2 separate regions of the Homo sapiens genome follow, and region 1 is linked to region 2. A link is a contact called in ENCODE Hi-C or POLR2A ChIA-PET data. All regions are on one chromosome and are shown on one strand. Each heading gives the region's core, a stretch centred on a gene start or an enhancer-like site at or near the end of the contact. The rest is flanking DNA. Distances are from core to core; before and after follow the strand shown.

Region 1 (2,916 bases), core at 259-2,758, 120 kb before region 2:
CCAAAAAAGTATTATCTTCAAAATTTGTCCTAAAATAACAATTCTTTTAACTTTAAGAATGGTTTCAATAGTTTGGTTGCAATAATTTTCCACAGCTATGAAGCAGAAAAAAAAATATAAAAGTTTATTCTTGGGTTTAGGACTTATTAAGAAAATTTCCCCTCCCATTTCTATCAAATTCACCTGATCAACGCAGGGTGATGCTAATACTCATTTATATTCCATAGTATTTCCAAGAAAATATACATGTATGTATTCTTGGTGTCAGGAACCAAGTCAGGAATGTTTAAATATACACATACGAATAAATAATAAAGCCAACTACAAACAAATACATTGGTGTACTGCAGAATGCATGTGCATTCTATAACCAGGGGCATAGTTTATGTAGTGTGAAAATGTAGCCTACGACCACAGAAAAATTCACACAATCTCATAGAGACTAAAGTGAAATGTTTATAAGCACGGAAGAGAACATTTTTATCTGCGGAAGGAAGAGCTCTCCTATCATATCCCCTCCTGTGCTAAATAAACTATGCAATCAAATAAGCTAAGGTCCTGGGCAACATGGAGAAACTCCATCTCCACAAAAGATTTGATGGATGGTACTGTGTGCCTAGAGTCCCAGCTATTTGGTAGGCTGAGGTGGGAGGATCACTTGGGCCCAGGGGCTTGAGGCTGCAGTGAGCCATGATTGTGCCACTGCACTCCAGCCTGGGCAACAAAACAAGACCCTGTCTCAAAAAAAAAAAAAAACTAAACTAAATCAAAGTACCCCCCATAATGCTTAAATCCTCTTTTTAGCTAGACAGAAATAAATAGTGTTTCTGTCAATAGCTTTCCTCCCTCCTCCAACTAACCTAAATGAATTTGAAATTTCAAAGTCTCCACTGTAAACAATACATTTTGTAAACACCTAATGCTTGGGCAAGAAATCAACAAATGTTTGTTCTCTTTTACTTCCCTACTATCAATTATTAGTTTTGTTATATGGAACTATGTATACATAATTACTTAATCTTTGAAGTCTTTTGTGGTTTGGGTCTTGGTTTTGTCATAATTGTTTACATCTTCTCATTGATTCCTTTTCAGAACTAAGATAAACTGATACACAGCTAGCTGACTGCTGTTTACTTTTCACAAAGAAAAAATTGGCCAGATACTTTTGCAAGCAAATAGTTTGATCAATTACTACACTATTAAAATTACTAAAGTATTTTTAGAAAAAAAAAAGAACGAGAAGAAGGAAGTGAAAGAAAAGAGGGGAAATGATTATGCTTTAGAATACAGTTTATGCAGATAAGAGTAGCTGTGGGAGACACAGTTTTAAAATGCTACCTTTAATTTCTGTTCACAGCTGTCAGCTGGATAAGATGCTCAAATGCAGACCCTAAACCTAAGCTTACCTACACTCAAACCTTTAGCTTGTGGTCTTGAAGATTCTAGGTGAAGACACAACTAGAAAAACATATACTGTATTTATAACTACCAGAGTTCATATGTCCAAAATGAGACCTACAATGCCCTCAAGTAGAATCTCAATAGTGTGGCTTTGGGTAAATTTATCTAATTATACTTCAGTTTCTTCATCCACACAATGTGGATAAGATGAGTACTTAAACAACTGTAAAGATTAAATGAGTTAATGGGTTCCTGTCTGGCATACAGGAAGTGCTCTATAAAAGTTCATCATTGTTACTATAAGGAACATCACCACCAATAAGATAATTTGTTGCTTCCCAGTCTGCTCTTTAGGTCTGTAGTCTTACCTCCAATATTTAATGCTGCAGTTGGGTGAAAAAAATAGACTTTTAGGCTATTAGCAAGACTTACACCTTTTCAATGCAAGGCTCCTGATTCTGTGAGCATAAACTTCTTGGAACCATGGTCTGCATTTCAAAAGAAACATTCATCATTTTTGTGGCAAAGATCATTTGATGTACTCACTTATATAAGCAGAATTTCTAAGGAATCTAAAACTCTCCCACTGGTGTTGGTGCCTCATTCCTGGTGGGGGGAGTACGAAAACAAAGTGTAGGAATTGAGGAAACACAACAGAAGGATGAAAGTATATTGCTTGAATAGAAGGCAAAGAAATGGTTTATATACCGACTTTAAAGATCCTACTTAACATGACCATCCTTTTCACATGTTTCTGACTTTCAGTATTTCAGAGTTAACAAACACACCTATTGCTCCCAGCATTCAGTCTTCCCTGTTTTGACTGACTTACAGGCTACATCAGGAAATTTATTTCTAATGCAGTCCAAGAAGGGTTTCCAGGGCTAAAGATTTCTTTTTTCTTGTTTTAAAATAATTCCCACTATGGACCCACTCAGCATCTTTTTCTTTAAAAAAATTAAATGGTTTTCACGTGTCTTTTTAGAATGTCTCTGTTTAACATTTTAAAACATGTATTTTAGTGTAGTTAAGCACATTTATTTAAAGGATTAGGTGTGACTGTGTGCTTCATAATGGCAACCTGTAATTATTTTTATAATCATCAACTGTTCAGATTTCATATTTATATTTTCCAGAGCATGACAGGCACTTGCTTCACAAGAAGAAAAAAATATAGTGCATAGTAGATGCAAATTATTTTTCCTCACTTTTCCATAACCAATTTATAAATACTCTGTATTTTAGCTAAAAATTTAATGTAAATAAATGTTAAAAACTGTGCATTCTGAAAACATGATTATCAAACAGGCAAAAAGAAAAAATTTTAAAGAGTAATGGCTCTTTACAATTCAGTAGAATATATACATCTTTTATTCATTACAGTATTGTGGGAAAATCTGGAGCCTGACATACAGACACAGGTTAAAATGTCACCTCCAATATAGGTTAACTACGTAGGTCCTGGCAAAACAGTTAAGCTTCTAGGCTTCAGCTTATCCATGTATTAAATGGGAG
Region 2 (2,924 bases), core at 118-2,617:
AAGGTGAAAGGTACGCATCACATGGTGGCAGACAAGAGAAGAATGAGAGCCAAGTAAAAGGGGTTTCCCCTTATAAAACCATCAGATCTCGTGAGACTTATTCATTACCACAAGAACAGTATGGGGGATACCACCCCCATGATTCAATTATCTCCCGCCAGTCCCTCCCACAACACGTGGGAATTATGGGAGCTACAATTCAAGATGAGATTTGGGTGGGGACATTGCCAAAGCATATCAGTATATATCAAAAAGAAAGGAGATTAATGTATCAAAGAGATATCTGCACCTCCATGTTTACCCAAGTACCATTCACAATAGCTAAAATATGGAACCAACCTGAGTGCCCATTAACAAATGAATGAATAAAGAAAATGTGGTATATACACACAATGGAATATTTAATTCAACCATAAAAAAGAATGAAATCCTGTCATGTGCAGCAACATGGATGGAACCACAGGCAAGGTTAAGTGAAATAAGCCCAGCAGAGAATGACAAATGTCACATGTTCTCACTCTTACATGAGAGCTAAAAATGTAGATCTCAAAAATAGAGAGTAGACTGGTAGTTACCAGAGGCCAGGAAGGGGAGTGGGGGGATCAAGAGGAAAAAAAGAATATAAATATATAAATGTATATTCACTGAACTTTACACTAAAAATGGTAAAGATGGTAAATCATGTATGTATATTTTACCTCAATTAAAAATATTTTTAAAAAAGAAATACTTGGGTAATCAAGTTCAAGACCAGCCTGGCCAACACGGTGAAACCCCGTCTCTACTAAAAATACAAAAATTAGCCAGGCATGGTGGCGCACGCCTGTAATTCCAGCTACTCGGGAAGCTGACCCAGGAGAATCGCTTGAATCCAGGAGGTGGAGCTTGCAGGGAGCCAAGATCACGCCATTGCACTCTAGTTTGGGCGACAAGAGCGAAACTCCGTCTCAGAAAAAAAAAAGAAGTACTAACGCATGCAGCAACATGGATGAACCTTGAAAATATTACACTTTGTAAAAAAAATTTTAAAAGCCAGACACAAAAAGCACACAAGATTTCATTTATACAAAATGTCCAGATAAGGCAAATCTATAGAAACAGAAAGTAGACTAATTGCTGCCGAGGGCTGGTGGTGAAAGAGCTGGGGGAAAATGGGGAAGGAGTGACTGCTAAAAGGCATGGATTATTTTTTGGGAGGTATCAAAATATTGCAAAACAGACTGTGATGATTACAAAACTCCGAGACTATACTAAAAACCTAAAAGTATAAGTGAATTTTACACTTTATATCTCAATAAAGCTGTTATCAAATAAAAGACAAAATTAAAAAGCAGCGCCAGTGTTCCATGAGCAGATTCTTGAAACACATAGAAATAGAAGTGTAAACTGCTAGTATAACTACATCCTCTTTTTTGGTTTACTTCCTCCTTTTACTTGTTCAATTACTAGACCAAAAATCAAAATCCAAATAAATCATTTTACCTTAGTCTTTTCTTCCAAAAAGTAATAAGGATTCTCTGTCATTCCCCTGCTCGTAAACCTAATACAAACTTTAGCAGTAGCAGATCATAATAGCATTTGAACAAGTTAGCTTCTCTGTGATACAGAGGAGCAAGTTATCCTTTGGATGATGACGATTTTAATTTTAATTTTTATCTGGAGATTTGCTGGCCCACTAGCTGCCAGTTCTCCACTAGCACCGAGGAAGTATAAATGAACACACTGACATGCACAGATCTAAGATCTTGCTTTTAACAATTTGTGAAGAACTGTGAAAGTTACAACCTGTAGTCATTTATAAGGGGCAGTGAATCTACCTGTTAGAGGTCTGTAAGGATAAAGCATCAATTTGACCCACTCTATCCATCTAAGCTGGTGTGCAAGGCACCAAGGTAACGAGCAATTCTAACCAACTGCCCAGCACCTCTAACTCAGCAGTAGTATGAAAACATTTATTGATCAGTGGATCTGTGAAGGCCTCAGGATAGAACCCTTGCAAATGTCATGGGTCAGTTATGTTAGCCAACATGACAGTTAAGGCCAAGAAAAATATATTCCACTACTTATAGGAAATACTCTAAGCATATACCAAATTTCACTCAAATGAAGTGTAATTTTCTATGCCTATGGCCCTACAGACGCTACGATTTTATGAGCAGAAATTTTTTCTTAGCTATAAAGTTTTGTTTTAAAATATTTACCCATTAAACTGTGAGTAATGTTTTTAAAAAGGATGACATATTTAACCCAACTTCAAAAATAAAACTATCTTACTGCATTTTTACTTCAAAGACAACAATAAAGTGAGAAAAAACTGAAATATGTAGAGGCAAATATCTCCTACATGAAATAATTCAATCTATTAAATCATTTGTAGGTGTTCTTTAAAATAATATTTGTTTATTCAAAACCTGAAAAAAAATTAACCAATACTATATTAGAATAACTTCCTCTAAAAATGCCTTACATAAAACTTTATCTACACTGAATGCTGTGATTCGGGGTGACTTGATAGTCTCAACTTCTTTAAATAACAGATTTGCACAACGCTTAAACACATACAGTTCCTTCAATATGATTCCAAAAGAAGCTTAACTAGATATCACCTAAGAGATGCACCAAAATTCAGAGGTTCCATCTAACCTGACAAACACACAGTATTGGGTTGTCTGTTAAGGTTCCCGAAAATAGGATAAACCACACTCAAAGTGGAATGTGACACACACCCACCCCTACCCAGACAACCAGTAGAAAAAATCGTTCTCCACTCTCTGACTAAACAGGTAAAACCCACAGATGTTCCCTCACATATAATCTTTACATGTGATAGCAGACTAACAACTACCCAGGGAACCAAAAGGCAGGGTTTTGAGAGGCATGTGTGATAGGAGAGGTAATCCACAAAGGGAGCAGAGTAAGGGGAT

The links. Hi-C counts contacts between places; a loop is a spot of excess contacts on that map. ChIA-PET counts read pairs that join two places held with the same protein, here RNA polymerase II (POLR2A).
Region 1: a map with no recorded cell type shows a loop between it and region 2 (1.9-fold over the local background). The contact joins two enhancer-like sites. A Hi-C loop is called at or near these places in 1 of 37 single-sample maps with no recorded cell type. POLR2A ChIA-PET finds 5 or more read pairs at or near these places in 1 of 52 experiments (AG04449).

What each region holds. Positions count from the first base shown.
Region 1 is chr3:23,340,028-23,342,943 of GRCh38, reverse strand. All of the region lies in intron 3 of UBE2E2 (ubiquitin conjugating enzyme E2 E2), which reads right to left. Among named protein-coding and RNA genes, the nearest start is that of UBE2E2, 140 kb to the right of the region's middle. Within about 2 kb of position 1,508, at least 3 of the 41 ENCODE cell types and tissues checked have a DNase peak (open chromatin) inside an H3K27ac peak, as active enhancers do.
Region 2 is chr3:23,219,679-23,222,602 of GRCh38, reverse strand. All of the region lies in intron 3 of UBE2E2 (ubiquitin conjugating enzyme E2 E2), which reads right to left. Among named protein-coding and RNA genes, the nearest start is that of UBE2E2, 18 kb to the right of the region's middle. Within about 2 kb of position 1,367, at least 3 of the 41 ENCODE cell types and tissues checked have a DNase peak (open chromatin) inside an H3K27ac peak, as active enhancers do.